Regions from separate parts of the Homo sapiens genome. Here region 2 is linked to region 1. Evidence: chromatin contacts called from ENCODE Hi-C or POLR2A ChIA-PET data. All regions are on one chromosome and are shown on one strand. The core of a region is the stretch at or near the end of the contact, and the rest is flanking DNA. Distances in the headings are between cores, read along the strand shown.

Region 1 (7,707 bases), core at 2,208-4,707:
TGCAGAACCATTGACAAGGGGGTCTGAGGAGTCAATTGTGATAGCATTAATTTTCTAATTTTGATGATTGCATTGCGATTTCAAGGGAGAATGTCCTTGTTTGTTAGAAATACAAAATAAAGCATTATGTCAGCAACTTGAGTTCAAACAGGTAAGTGGAGGAGGGGGTTTCTTTGTAATGCTCTTGACAATTTCTCTGTAAGTTTCAGACTGTTCAAAATAAAACAAGGAACTCCAATATATACAATCTAACTAACTGGTCCATATTCTTCAAAAATATCTGTTACAAACATACACAAAAAAAGCTGATAAACTGTTTCCAGGTAAAGGAGGCTAACAAGAACTTAAAAACTAAATGCAATGGGTAATATTGAATTAAATCTGGGACCAGAAAAAAATAATAATATTATAAAGGATATTATTGGGACAATTGATGAAATTTGAATAAGATCTGAAGATTATATATCAATGTTAAGATTCCTAATTTTAATCACTGCAATGTGGCATGTAGGTGATGGCCCTCAGGAAATGCACGCGAAAGTATTTAATAGTAAAACGGCATGGTGTCTGCAACTTATCCTCAAATGCTTCCATAAAAATAATTTTAAAAGAGAATGATAATGCAATTGCAGCTTAAAGACAATACTAGAGTTTTGTAATATTCTTGCAACTTTCCCATAAATTTGAAATTGTTTTTAACAATTTTAAATAATATTTAAAATGAAATATAAAACTCAATACCATGTACATACAATAAAAACGCACACCAAAAAAAAGAGCTTATTTTGTGAGAATATATGACAACAAAGACTAACAGCAAATACAACCCAGTGGTTTGGAGGAGGGGGTTGTGAAATTCAGGGAGGAGAATGTGAGTGCGTGAGTGCTCAGTCTAAAAAGATTAAACACACAATTTTTTTTTTAAACGGAGCTTCACTCTTTTCGCCCAAGCTGGAGCGCAATGGTGCGATCTCGGCTCACTGCAACGTCCGCCTCCCGGGTTCAAGCGATTCTCCAGCCTCAGCCTCCGGAGTAGCTGGGATTACAGGCGCTAGCCACCACGCCCAGCTAATTTTTGTATTTTTAGTAGAAACGGGGTTTCACCATGTTGGCCAGGCTGGTGATCTCCTGACCTCAGGTGATCGGCCCACCTCGGCCCACCTCGGCCTCCCAAAGTGCTGGGATTACAGGCATGAGCCACCGTGCCCGGCCTAAATACACTATTTTTAAAACAGACTAGGGAGGGGAGCTGCCGAAACAATCCCCAAACTTCTCACTTCACACTTCTGAGGAATGAGATGGGGTAGAAGTAGGGACAAGCATGAAGGGAGGTGTCATGTTTTATCTTTATCTTTTGGCACTGTTTGAACTTTTATTATATAAAATACAACCACATAAACAAATATGTAATTTTTTAATACAGACAAAAAAATGATGGAACATCTATATAATGTTACCAAGACAGCTGCTAGGAATGAGATAGAGCTACTTCCATTAACATGTAAGAAAACTATGACCTATTTTTTTAAGGCAATTTGCAGAGTGGCAGGGAATATAAATCATTGTTGCAAAAAACATCTAAATAGTTCACATATGCAACGTAGTAACTATAAGCCATGCTACTTCTGCACAGAGGATTAAGGAAGGACTTGTAGACACTTGTCTGATTATTTTATGAGTTTGTGTTCACTTATAATCTTTAAATTAATCTTATGTGAATATATTCTTATTAAAAAATCAAATAATATATGTATTGCTTTTATGATTTAAAATACATATTACTGTGGTTTAGAGAAGAAATTGTTTCTTAAAGGACAATTCCTATTTCTTTCTTCAGCCTCAAGAGTCAGAAAGCAAGACAATTAGTATTTTTAAATAAGGAAATGTAAACTAGTTTTCAGTAAAACATAATTTACAACAATAATGATTATGTAATCATGCCTCTATTAATACAGCAACCGTTTAAAATAATGCAAATGCACAATAACCAGGCTGTCTGTTTCCAATTTCCTTGGACTGGATGGCGAGAATCCCACTTTCCTGGACTTTTCCACCCACATTTATGATCCCTCGCAGCGTATAACCACTACGTACCTCTCCAAACCCAACAAACTTTGCAGCCTGCGCAGACAAAGGTTTCTATGTTTCTCTCTCCATTTCTACTTGGCAAACCCCTGCCTGGGGCTGTACTCGGGAGTCACCTTCACTTCCTTGCTAAGTCAGGTGAAGCCTTACCTGACTTTCTCCAGGCTGGGGAAAGAACCCCCACACCCCTCACCCACTCCCCGGCTCCCATTGCCTCTTCTTTCCTCTCCCTACCGTGCTGCCCACTTTGCGCGGTAATTTTTGCTCCAAGGGCCTGCCTCCCAGAGGCTTGGGGTGCAGGGAAAGTGCTCTAAGGGTGGGACTGATTTAGTCTGGACATTCCTGACCGGTAGCACCACGCCCATAATGACCCGAAAATAAATGCCTGCGTAAATTGCTTTGGGAAGCGGTTGGGCAATTTATTAAGAGTAGTGAAAATGTCCCCTTCCTGCTGAAACAGTAAGAATCTTGAAGAAATAATCCTCCCCAAAGGAGAAAACTATATACACGAAGATTTTAGGTTGTGTATTATTTTCATACAGAAAAACTGGACACGGAAGAATATCAAGTAATTGAACGGTTAAGTAAATTACACAGTAACATAATAGAGCATTACTCGGCCATTGAAAAGTATACTTATGAGGATCATAGCACATAGCAAATACTGAAGTGTGGCCTCAAGTAGAAAAGACTGAATACAAAACTACATGTTCACCAGGACTAACATTATGCAAAATAAAGATGCACATTTAAAAAAAAAAAAAAAAAAGACTGAGTCTTTTAGGGGTAGCACGGGGATATTTTTCCTGCTTTCAATTCTATTATTGCTGTTCTAGCCATGCGAACAGTGCACAGAGGTTGGAAGTGGCGTCAAGAGGAGTCTTACCATTGTGTATATGACTGTAAAACTGAGAAAAAGAAGGTAATATCAGCCTGGGGAATGCATTTCTAATGGCGGGACTTCCTGCACCTTGACCTGCCAGTCGGGGTTGTGGCCCGGCAGTGGCATTCCCAGGGGGTCTCAGAACAAAACGACGGCCACAGAGTCCACCTGGACAAAAGGGCAGGGAAGGGGCCCCTCGCCCTTGACCCTTGGGCTCTGCTCCGGCCACCCTGAGCCGAAGGCTGTTTGGGTGAATGCGTGGGGTTTCTCCGGCGATCGATCCCTTTGGACTGGCTTCCCCACTAGCAACCTGCGCGTCCCCACCAGAACCAGCCGGCTGGCCGAGCGAAAGCCCGGTTTCGGGAGACCTTGCGGGGAGAGCAGCTGGCCCTCGCCCACCGGGCCGCGCTTTGTCTAGGGCGCGAGTCCGCCCGTTTCCGGCCCCGCCCCTCGCCCTGGTCCCAGTCCGCCCCTCCCCCTACCCGGCTTCCGCGTCTCCGCTCCCGCGCTGCCGGCTTCCGCGGCTTCCCCCACTTCTCAGCCTGCTTCTCTCTCCCCTCTCCTTCCTTTCCTGTCCTTTCACACTCGCGCCCCAGCCCCCGTCACCATCTACCCCAAGGACTTGCAAACTTCGCCCCTGAGGAGCGGACTCTTCGGTTCTCCGTGGAAAATCAACCAGACCCAAAACAGAGGTCCCGGGTTTGGGGATACCACGCCGCGCGCCTGAGCATCCGGGCTCCATTTCTCCAGGCGACATCTGCGGGAAGGGAGACCTAAAGGCCAAGGCTGGGGACGAGAGGCAGGTGCCTGGAGTAGTGGACGGTGGAAATGGCGACGGCGGCCTGCACCCAGCGATCCCGAAAGTGCCCATGTATCCGTCCATCTGGGTTTTTTTTTTTCTTAGATCATCCACCAAGGCCGGGGTTTCCGAGTGAGGCGCCCACTTCGCATCCCACAGTACCGCCAGGTGTGTTTCCCATGAGCTCTTTAAGAGAGAACCCAAGAGCTCTTTAAGAGAGAACCCAAATAATGTGTGAATACCTTCTCCAATAACTTCAAGTCAGAGGCTCAGACACACACACACACACACACACACACACCCCTAAAACATATTTATTTCGTGGAAGAGCGTGTATCCCTCGGCTGTCCTTCCAGCTCTCCCTTGGTGCGTGTGCAGGACGCACAGAAGGGTGGAGTGTGGGTTGCGATTATTTTTACACAGAAGGTGTCACACTCTGGGATCTGTTCCGCAGGGAGGCCACAGGTGCCAGGAGACGCGGGAGAGACTGGCTCCTGCCAAGAACATTTCTTTGCATTGTTCAGTGCGGTTTTTTATTTTTATTTTTGACTGTTTGTTTGCCTAAGAGATGACTTCCCTTGCCAGAAAAAAAAAAGTGTTGTAAAAATAAAAGGAAACGGGATTACGATGTAAAAGACGAATAGATAAACCCGGTTCCGCAGATCTGCGGCGCGCGCGCCTGGCGACCTCGGATACATTCATTGAAGTTGCCGCGCACTCGTACCCGGGTTCACCTCGCCCCTCGCTCATTCCTCCCGACCAAGGCCCATGGTCAGAGGTGTCCTCGCCCCGCGGCCGTCAGAGGGCGCGGCCTACACTCGAATGCCGGCCGAGCCCTCCACGCGCTCGGAACTTGGGCTTCCCGGTGCAGCCTCCCCGCGATCGCAATGCCCGCTGCCTTTCCCGAGCCCAGTCCGGAACCCGCCTCTCTCGGGGACCTTGACCTCGCGCGGACCTCGTCGCCTTGCTTAGCTCTCCCTGACCTGCTTTTGAACCCGCTAATCCCGTCCCGAACTCTCGCCCCGCGGCAATCCCTCGCCCCGGCCCTGGCGCGCTAATTCCCGCTGACCCCGCCGCCCCGCCGCCTCTCTCCGCTCGCGCGGCTGTGACCAGGATAAGGGCTTCCCGCCTCTGAGTGCAGGTGTGATCTGGAGCTCAGGCAACTACTGCCCCCGCATTGTCCCCAGCCCGCGCTCGCACCCCCAGGACCCAAGCAAAGCGTCTCTTGCCTCAAACATTCTGCCCTTCTCTTGCTTCCTCTTGTTTCCCTAGCATAATTCATGTCTTTCTTTAAGAAACCCATCGGACCCACAAAGATCAAAATCTTCGGTAACACACCAAACTGGCGACGCTGTGGGGAAGCAAGCACTCTCCCAAGTGGCTGGCGCGCAGTGAGGGCGCAGGAAAGGTAAGCAGGAGACCCGCCGCTAGGAGCCAGAGCCAGGCCGGCGAGGCGGGCAGGCAGGAAGAACCGCGGACAGGGCGACTTGATCTCATTTTTAAAACCGGAGAGTGAGATGGGACGAGAGCTTGAGCTTCTAGGGATGGGGCTGAGATTCTGGAGAGACACCTGGTAGTCATTTCTTAATCTTTTGTGCTGCTTAGAATTTTTTCTTAGATGCATGTTTTCCTTTTAAAAGAAAAAGAAAAAAAAGAAAAGGCAGAGCGGGGTGGCTCACACCTGTAATCCCAACAGTTTAGGAGACCAAGGAGGGAGAAGCCCTAGCGGCCAGGAGTTCCAGATCAGCCTGGGCAACATAACGAGACCCTCGTCTCTGCAAAAAAATAAAAAATAAAAAATTAGGCGAGTGTGGTGGTGCCTGCCTGTTGTCCTAGCTACTCAGGAGGTTGAGGCAGGAGGATAGCTTGTGCTTAGGAGTAGAAGGTTGTAGTGAGCCGTGATCGTGTCACTGCAACCAGCATGGGCGACAGAGTGAGACCTTGTCTCTTAAAAAAAAAATAGTAAAAGTCATTATTTTAAAAGTTGATGAAATTAGTTCACACTACACACATTTACAAACACAGGTCACACACACACACAAACACCTCCAAGGCAAGGGTCTGCACATTTGTTTGGGGTTGTTTTGTTTTGTTTTGTAAGCAAACTGAACCCAACACAAAGCACTGTACTCCCCTTCTTGGTGTTTATTACAGGACCATGGAGGCTTAGTAAAAAGCATTTATTTAAGGGGAGTTATTTTCAGAGGCTGTTTTCTAGCCAGGAAAAAAAAAAATCGGATACTTAGACTTATCCCCTGGTATGTGCAACATGTAAACAACCAGGTAGCATGCTTCTCCCACCCCCAAAGATCAAACTCCAGGGTTCCAGCCTTGGCCCTGTATCAGTCTGACTGCCCCTGGAAGGTTGGCCATCTCCAGTGATATAGGCTACATGACCGACTATTCGAGTCTGTTTGGCTCACAGCTGTCCCCTAGTGCCTGGCATATTTTAGGAACTCAATAAACATTTGTTAGATGACAAATATTTCAAAGAATGTGCAACAGCTCCTGGAGAACTGTTTCCAGTAGATATAAATTCCTAGCAGCATCTTGGGGTAAGAGGACGGGCCCCCGAGGCTGCCACCTCTAGAGGGCCTTGGATAGTGGCCAGTGCCTTCCCACACAGGCCCAACAGTCACCCAAAACAGGCTGTCATTCAGCTCCTCACCCTTGCATTTTGAAAGTCCTCTCCCAGGGTCAAGAGATAGAGAATTCCTCTAGCCTGGTCCCACCCAGGCCAGTGGCTCCTAGAGACTCAGTCCCTAGGTAACCCCTCCTATTCACCATGGACAATAGGCCACTCAGCAGACAGGCCTTGGATGCTTGTTGGGACCCACCTGAGCCCGAGAGCAGAGCTTCTGGCTCACATGGTGAAGGGGAAACCAGAGAGAGGGTGACCTAGGAAGAGGTGCCAGAGATGCCTGGCTCCTGATTGCCAAGGTCAGTCTGGAACCCGCTTGCAGGTGACACAGATCACTGATCGCAAATGATTATTGCTTGAGGCAACAGGGCCCTAAACCTGAGGGTTTCCTAGCACTGGGGACATGGGAGACAGGTGGTTAGTGACCTTGAATGTACAGTGTTCTGGCTTGCACAGAAGGCATGGCAAAGACAAAAAGGACAAAAAGATGAAAAGGAGACCTGCCTACTTTGTAGTGACTAGTGGCAAAGACGAAAAGAAGACCTGCCTAAGTGGTAAGTCACTGTAGGCAACCTCTCTGAGGCACAGTCAGGAAGGAAAGGTGAGCCACTGCCCTTGATGGAAACACAGAAACGAAATGCTTCAAATCCATTCTAACAATGACATTTAAATTTGTGTTTTACTGGATTTGTTTGACTTTTAACACACCACAAATTCAAAAGGTATCAAAGGATATAAAGGCCGCCCATGCTGACCTCCAGGCCCCTCCCCAAAGACAGTCCAGAGAGCAGTCCCAGTGATCCAAACTGCACCCTGAGCTTTCCAGGAGCATCACGTGGGAAATGCCTGGGAAATGATGCCTGCCCCCTCCCGTGTCTCCCCCGCGACACACAAACACACACACACACACACACTCACACACAGCCTTTGCAATCTCCGTTTGCCTCTTTGCCAGAGGACTCAGATCTTTCTTGGGCTCGAGTTGCTGTTCCTTCCCTGAATTGTTCTTCCCTGGGCCTCAGGAAAGGCTGATGAATAGGCTGGGGTTCTCAGGTTGGGAAAAATGCAGGATCTGGCTTTGGGTATGAGACTGGAATGATAAACTCAGAATGCTCCCCAGGGTCTGTGCCAGGGCCGAGTTGGATGAAGACAGGGCTCCAGCCTGGGCCTCACAGCACACTGTCCTCTGAGCCCAATGGCCACTTTTGGGAAAAAGAGGGTTGAGCCAACCTGGGAGGAGAATTGCTGTCCTCAGCCTTGGCAGCCAGTTGCATTTCTCCTGCACCCACCACCTGGGAC
Region 2 (7,707 bases), core at 3,408-5,907, 2.0 Mb after region 1:
TAAGATCTCTGTTTTCCCTTCACTCCCCCCTTTTGGATTATCTGTATTTTTTATAACTCTGTCCAATAGACATATAATGTGAGACACATAATTTTAAATGTTCTAGTGGCCACATTTAAAAAGTAGAAAGAAATAGATAAAATAATCTTCTTAAGATATTTCATTTTACTCAATATATCCATTACTATGTGTAATCGATATAAAAATATTAATATTTTAAATGTTTTAGCACTAAGCCTGTTTAACACTAAATGCAGTGGATATTCACATTTACAGAACATCTCTGTTTGGGCCATCCACTTCTCAAGCACCACATTACCGCATTTGGCTCCTAGCACGGCTCTATGAAATAATAGCAGTTAATATTTATCAAAAGCCTACTATGTTCCAGGCACTGCTCCAAGTTCATCAGGTGGAGATTATAACTCATTAGGTCTCAATAACTCCATGAGGTTGAACTTATTGTGCTCTCCACAAGCACGTGTTGCTTGCCCTTGTCCTCATACCATAATGAAATGTTTGGAGCTTTTGCAAAAGCCATTTTCCTAATATGATGGGCATCCAAGTCTGGTTGCAAAGGCTTGGATAGAGGGCAAGTGAGAGAATTGGAGAGAGACTAAAAATCATTCAAGAAATTTTGTGGTGAAAAAGACAAGTCAAAAGACTGAGAGAAACATGAGGACAGAAAACTCTTTGTAAGGCAAGGAGACATAAAGATGAAGTCAGGCTGAATAGGAAAGAAGGAGGTGAAAGGTGAAAGAGAGATGGCTGGGGGTGTGGCTGGTCCAAATTCTCACAAGATCTCTGTTGGAGAAACATTGCCTGGCTTGTGCTGGTGGCGAGATGTACATAGCAGCTTCCCAGCTAGAGGGAGCAGGGAGTCATGGCCTTGTGAGGGAGACAGATGGAGACACACACAACCCCCATCGCAGGTGAATGCTATGAAAGAATGGGGTGGAGGGCTTCCCAGGGAGATGAACTGAGTTTTAAGAACGAAGTTAGCCAGCAAAGAAGCAAAAGGAAGAGGATATAGACTTGAGGATTACATCACTGGATGACTGAGCCACTGATTGGATGTGGAGGATGAGAGAGTGATGCTTTGAGGTGATTCCCAAGTTCTCCGCATGGACAAAGGCAGAGACAATAACTTGTACTGAGTGCTCTTTGGAGTCTGACATTGATCCAGTGCACCACATATGTTATCTCATTTACTCCTCACAGAGGTCCCGTATAACGCTTGCAATTTCACAGATACGCAAGCTGAGGCAAAATAATTGGCCCAGGGCTCACCACTAATAAATAGGAGAGTCTGGATTTGGGGCCAGGTTATTCCAGAAATAGAGAGAGGGAGGGAAAACGTTAATGTGGGGCCAGAGCCAGAACAGGTAGGCTAGGCTGTATCAGCCTGGGAGGCATCGGGCTATTCTCCAAAAAGTGAGGCTCCGGGTTGCAGGAGATGGGACCTCCAGGAAACTGGTGGGAGGCTGGACAGGGGCAAAGTGAAAGGTAAGCAGCCTGAAGATGGGTGGGATGTAGTGGACTCCAGCGTGAAGAGCCTCCAGTCTCTGGCAGAGCTCAGCAGCTTGGGTGGGAGGAAACGAAGGGCAGGGAGCAGAAGGTGGTGGGGGGAACGGGTTTTGGTTAAGATGGGCAGCTGTCCAGTGGTGAAGAGGGGAAGTATTTGTGTATACGATCAGTTGTGGGGGATGGTGGTAGAGGGAGCAGTATGAGAGTCTGGGAGGAACAGGGCAGGGGAGATGGCACAGGAGAAGATTGGGGTGGGGGTGGGGGCACTGATACTGAATCCAGTACACAGAGGCAGGCTTAGAGACCCCCTGAGGGTGACAAATTCTTCTCTTAACTTGCTGCAGAGGAAACGACAAGAGAATAGGTCCTAAGAGGAGTGAAAATAGAGGAAACTGGCCAAGGGATAAAGATAAGCAGAGCTATGGAAGAAAAGGAAGAAAATTAGGGAATTACTGGAGAGGAAGCTGACAGAAAGGGGCGCTGGGAGAGGAAAAGGTGAGGGAGGACGAAAACGGAACTCCTATCACCCAGCGCATTCCAGCACCCCCTCCCCCTCCCCCGGGAAGTCTGCGACTGCATCCTCACAGGGATGGAATGGGAGTGGAAGCTAGGCCAGGCTGGGACCCCGGGGCTGTCCCAGCCCAACCAAGACGGTGACCAGACTCAAGTTACTGATCCTCCGCTGTTTCTTCATCTGTAAAGTGGAGTTAATGACAGACAGCTGGATGTCAACGTTTTTTGTTGTTTGTTTTAGAGATGGGATCTCCCTGTATCGCCCAGGCTGGAGTGCAGCGGTATGATCACGGCTCACTGCAGCCTCGACCTCCTGGGCTCGAGAGATCTTCCTGTCTCAGCCTCCCGAGTAGAAATGTCAGCATTTGAATGCCTCACAAGGGAAGGTGGTGTAATAAAAGGTCTATTGATTTAGATATGAACAAGTATACCCAGAGCCACACGAATGAAAGGAGGTGGCCAGTGTAGATGCAAGTCTAGGACGGTCGGTAGATTCCAAGCTTCTCTACCTGCCCAGTTAAACAAGTTCGTGGCCCCTGGCCAGCCTCTCGGTGGGGGTCTGCGACAGAACGGGTGGGATTCATTACCAGGCTAGGAGCGCAAGGCCCTCGGGCCGGGTTCAGCTTGCTGGGCTCCTGTCTTGTCTCAGCCCCCAGCACTTGCTCTGTCACCGCAGAGCACAGGCCCAGGCAACGTTTACCCAACTGAACCCGCATCCCTGTGGGAACCTTGTTCCAACAAAATCCCGTCGTTGTCTCCTTCCATATGGAACGAAAATCTCCTTCTGTACCTCTGCCCAGCTCCGCACCCCCGCCCCCTTAGAGATACGGCCTGGTCGGGTCCTGGTCCCCCCCTCGGCGGCGCTTCCACTTTTCCCAGACTGAGGGTGGGGAAAAGGAGGAGGGGGAAGAAATCAGAGGAGGAAAAGTCGGGAGGTAGGGGAGCCGGGAGACAGGAGAGGGGGAAAATAAAGAGCCTGAGACACAAACGAGAGGAAAAGACCATCACAGAAAGCTGGAAATCTCCGGAGAGGCCAGCGAGAACCCGCGCTCCCCACGGATTCCATCATTCCTTCCGAAGGCGCCTCTGCGGTGTCTCAGCCGTGCCAGGCCCCGGGGTTCCCAGGACGCGGAGGAGTGCTGGGTGCGGCCGCCTCGCCTCCCCACCCCTGGCCGCCCCTCCCCACCTCGCCCAAGGGGGCCGGAACGGCGTCGGCGCGCGGGGGCTTTTCGGAGCAGTCGAGTGGAAAATAGACTTTAACCCGCTTTGTGGCGGCCGGGGCGCCCTGAGCGCTCTCCAAACCACGGCTCCCGGCGCTCAGGCGGGCCGCTGCCAAGACCCGGCCTGGAGTCCCCGCAGAGTTGCGCGGCGCACGGACCCCGTGGCCTTGGGGCGTCAGGAGGCCCAACCCAGATCTGCGCGCCCAGGCAGCGCTCAGGCCGCTAGAATGGACCCCGGCAGCGGCGAGGAAGCGGAACTCTCTGCGGCTCCCTCTCCGCAGTGCGCCGGCAAGGTCCAGGTCCCAGCCTCCCCACCGCCGCCCGCGCCCTCCTAGGCCTCGGAGCGGCGCCTTTCTGCGGCCTCGAAGGTGGGGTGGGAAAGTTTGGGGAGTCCCGGCTCTCACAGCCTGTCGTGAGAACTGCCCCCGGGGAATTCGTCCGCCGTACGGAAAAACTGGCCGGAGCAGAGTCGTCCGCGGTTCCGCGGTCGCGGGTGGAAGGTGAAGGTCGAGGGAGGTCAGGCTGCTTCTGCGTGTCCTGACGGCTGGCGTGTTCTCTTGAGATGGGCTCGGGCTACTTGGCCAGCTTCAATTTAAGCCACAGTGTCTCCGAGGCCCTGACCTGGTCCGGCCCGCCGACACTTGAGCCCCCAGAGCCTCAGAGAAGGCGAGGGGGTGGATCTCCCAGTGCCGAGGCCCGCCGTCCTGGTCCAAGCCGGTCGCGGCACCGTGTCTGGGCACTGGAGCTGCTTCCAGCCCCGCGAACAGCTGGAGGGTGGCAGTGGGACCGCTCCGGCGGCTTCTCCCGCGCAGTGCCCCGCCTGGCCCCTTGTGAAGGGAGTGAGCGTCCCCTTTCCAGAGCTGTCCCCCGTGACATCCAGAAAACGCGAAACCTCAGGAACAAGGTCGCAGCTTCAGACCGCGGCCCAGGAGGCCGATGGTGGGTGAGTGGGAGAGTCCCGGAGAGCAGGGGGGCAGAGAGCTGGTTTTCGGGAAAACCAATGTGTTGGACCCCAAACATCCACCCTCCGCTCGGATCCAAGTTCTCTGAGAACTGAAACGACATCCCGGGACGAATGGGAGAGTTAGGCTGAGCTACACACCGGGGAGGGGAGGGTTGGAGTTTAGCCCCAAGCCCTTCGGACGCCTTCTTCGGCTCCCGCGTGGGTTGAGACGGCGGCACGGCCACCAGACTCAGCTAAAGGGCGGAGTCGCGAGGAGAAGCCAGTGGCGAGGGGAGGAGGAGGCCTGGATCTCCCCGCGAAGGCTCCAGTCCGGCTTTTGCCTCCGACTGCGGGCTCCCTCCCCACCCGCCGTCCCTCGCCCCGCCCCGCCCCGCCCCCCACCTTGGGGCAGGTGAGCGGCGGCCAATGGGCGAGCGCGGGGCAGGTGCCCGCTAACTCGCGCCTCGCAGCGCTGGGCGGCCGGGGCTGGGCAGGGCAGTGCGGGGACACCGGGGGCTGGGGTCGGTCCCAGCGGGACTCCGAAAGGAGGGAGACGAGCTCAACCCTCGGGCCTTACTGGCAGCTCGCAGCCTAGCACGGAGCCCGCGCCTGTGCGGGCGCCTGGAGCTGCCCGCTCCGCCGCAGCAGCCGCCGCGCCTGGCCGTACGCTGTGGCCGGACCCCGCGGTCGCTCGCTCACACACCCCTCGCCGCTCCGCGCCTGGCTCGCCCGCGGGGGCCGAGCGCGAGCGGGCGGGCGGGGGAGGTGAGGGGTGCGGGCGGGTGTGCATGTGCCTGGCTGGGTGCACACCCCGCAAGGCGGCGGCGCCAGGACGCGGAGCGCTCCCCAGAGCCCGGCTGCCTCGCACAGCTCCCGCGGCTGCGACCATGTTCCAGCCCGCGGCCAAGCGCGGCTTTACCATAGAGTCCTTGGTGGCCAAGGACGGCGGCACCGGCGGGGGCACTGGCGGCGGGGGCGCGGGCTCCCATCTCCTGGCGGCGGCCGCCTCCGAGGAACCGCTCCGGCCCACGGCGCTCAACTACCCTCACCCCAGCGCGGCCGAGGCGGCCTTCGTGAGTGGCTTCCCTGCCGCGGCCGCCGCGGGCGCGGGCCGCTCGCTCTACGGTGGGCCCGAGCTCGTGTTCCCCGAGGCCATGAACCACCCCGCGCTGACCGTGCATCCGGCGCACCAGCTGGGCGCCTCCCCGCTGCAGCCCCCGCACTCCTTCTTCGGCGCCCAGCACCGGGACCCTCTCCATTTCTACCCCTGGGTCCTGCGGAACCGCTTCTTCGGCCACCGCTTCCAGGGTGAGTGTCCACGCTGTGCCCGCCGAGGCGGCCGGCCGGCGCCCGTGCTGCGGCGATGCGGGGGAGGCTCGGGGGCGCGCGGGGCTGTTTAGAAGTTACTGCCGGGAAGGCTGCAGGTCCGCGGAGGTAGATTCCCAGGCAGGGAAGAGCTGTGCGGCATCCACCCGCGCCTTCGCCGCGTAGGTCTCCCTCCCAGGAAAGCAGGTGGAGACCTCCAGGCTTTTCTAGAAAATATACCAGTTCGGACGCAAGCCCAGGCGCGTCCTCGGAGCCTGTGCTGGCCCTCGCCACAGCCTGCCCAATTCTCTCTCCCAGCTGAGCCAGTCTCAGACCAGAGTACAACTCCTCCCGCTCTCCCTCCGCCCGGCTTAACCTCGCACCACGCTTCTCTCGCAAGTCCACCACCACCTCCGAGACCTCAGCCTTCGCTGGCGCGTCCGGGCGGGGGAAAGTCCATTCGCGTGCCCCAGCTCTGGGGGAAGCAAGGGCAGCAGGGAGGGCGAATCGGAGAGTTAATGTTCAGTGTGGAGGGCCTGGCTGTCTTGGGATGTTTCTCGGCAACCTTGGCCCGACTTCTCCAAGTCACACGTGCCTCTCCTACCCAAGGTGGGGAAGGTTTGCAGTAAGCAAACTGGCTTCCGCCGTTGCTCGCCGCCTTCGGGAGGGAGCCCACCCGGCTGCTGGAATACCGAGGACAGTTTTCCCGGGCAGGGGGCGGGGGCAGAGGGCTTTTAAGGTCGTAGCCAGTCCGAACCCCGGAGTTTGCATCCAGCAATCGGCTTGCTAATAAAGATCCTCCACTGGCCCTACACACACACACACACACACACACACACACACACACACGTTTCAATTATTTGTCTTTCCCGGAGAAAAGAGAGTTGCATTTGTTGGAGTTCGTTTTCTTCCTTGAAATTTGTTGGAGTTTGTTTTTTTCTTTTCTTTTTTTTTAAATTTTATTTTAAAGAGTGGCCTTGATTTGTACAGGCATCACTTTAGTTTCCAGTTTTATTTTGTTAGTGTAGACCAGACCACAGCCTTGTGAGAAGGGTCTATGGCTCAGAGCTAGGTAACCCGGCTTTTAGAGAAACAAATGAAAGGGACATGGCTGGAGCTTCGGCTCCAGGAGCTAATGTGACGGTCTGTAGTCTAGGTCTACAGTCAATTAGATGTTTGGCACAGTTGTTTAGATAATAAAATGAAAATTATCTCTTGACACTTTGACTTTCACAGAAAACCGCTTTCCCAGGTCCCGATTTGTCAGGCAATTTTTTCAGTCCCACCTGGCCAATAGATGCTGACCTGGCAGATACCACAAAACCAGAGAATGTAATTACTAGAATAAGAATTGTTGTGGGTAGCCTTGCCTCCTCTTTGAAGATTTCAAAGACTTGCCCAAATCCAAATCCGAAAAAACAAAAATGCTACAATGTCATCTGCCTTGGGCAAGAGTTTCTGCCACTTAAAAATAAATGTTTACTGATAACATGAGGATATCTTTAAAATTGAGCAATCTACCCTGGTCCTCCGTGGGCTCGATCCGAAGCCTGGGTCTCGAAACCTGGCGCCCAGGGGCCGAGTTGTAGTTGGGGCGGTGTGTGAGCCCGCGGGCCGCCGCGGCCGAGGGGCTGGCGGGTTGGAGGCTTGTGGAGGGATAGGGGCTCGGAGGAGAGGGCGGGGTCGTTCCTAAGTCCTGTGGCCTCCAGCCGTTCAGCTTGTCCGGAGTCGGCATCCTGGGCCGCACCCTCGGCTTCGAATCCAGCCCCTGACGCCCTCCGCACCGCGGTTCCTGCCTCCGGGCGCCGAGGGCCGGGGGCGCCTGGAGAGAAATCCAGCTCCGGCTCTGAGCGTCTCCAGTCAGGCGAGGCGGATAAATCCTTCGCAAAACCCTCTTGGAAATTGCCGCCGCTTCCTGAGCCATCAGTCCCAGCGGGTACGTTATCGAGTAGCACAAACAGTTGGATTTTTCCCTCAAGAACCGAGTCTGGACGCGGAGATGGAGCCAAGTGTGGCTGCATTTTCGGACCCGGAAATCCGTTGGGCACTGAAGGACTTTTCGAACCCTGTAGCGCTGTTGCTTCGCGGTCCATCGTCGCCGCTGCAGACGGATGCGCTCCCCGGCGGCTCTACGCCCTCCAGTCCCGGCCAGGCCTCTGGGCTGGGAGCCGAGCCGTCTCGGGCCCTCCGGCGCCGCGT

What was found. Hi-C counts contacts between places; a loop is a spot of excess contacts on that map. ChIA-PET counts read pairs that join two places held with the same protein, here RNA polymerase II (POLR2A). Pooled maps may share reads with other maps.
Region 2: a loop to region 1 is called in a pooled map, with 15 times the contacts of the local background. The contact joins the promoter of EMX1 here to the promoter of LINC01143 in region 1. A Hi-C loop is called at or near these places in 4 of 37 single-sample maps with no recorded cell type and 8 of 50 pooled maps. POLR2A ChIA-PET finds 5 or more read pairs at or near these places in 1 of 52 experiments (activated T-cell).

What each region holds. Positions count from the first base shown.
Region 1 is chr2:70,884,414-70,892,120 of GRCh38, forward strand. It overlaps LINC01143 (long intergenic non-protein coding RNA 1143), which reads left to right and starts at 3,458. Exons shown (of 4, transcript NR_126384.1): 1 at 3,458-3,767; 2 at 3,873-3,935; 3 at 5,063-5,175; 4 at 5,408-5,571. RefSeq lists an enhancer at 3,315-3,965.
Region 2 is chr2:72,912,862-72,920,568 of GRCh38, forward strand. It overlaps EMX1 (empty spiracles homeobox 1), which reads left to right and starts at 4,658. Exons shown (of 3, transcript NM_004097.3): 1 at 4,658-5,511. The coding sequence starts at 4,992. RefSeq lists silencers at 3,144-3,313, 4,454-4,873, 4,944-5,063 and enhancers at 3,405-4,022, 4,023-4,639.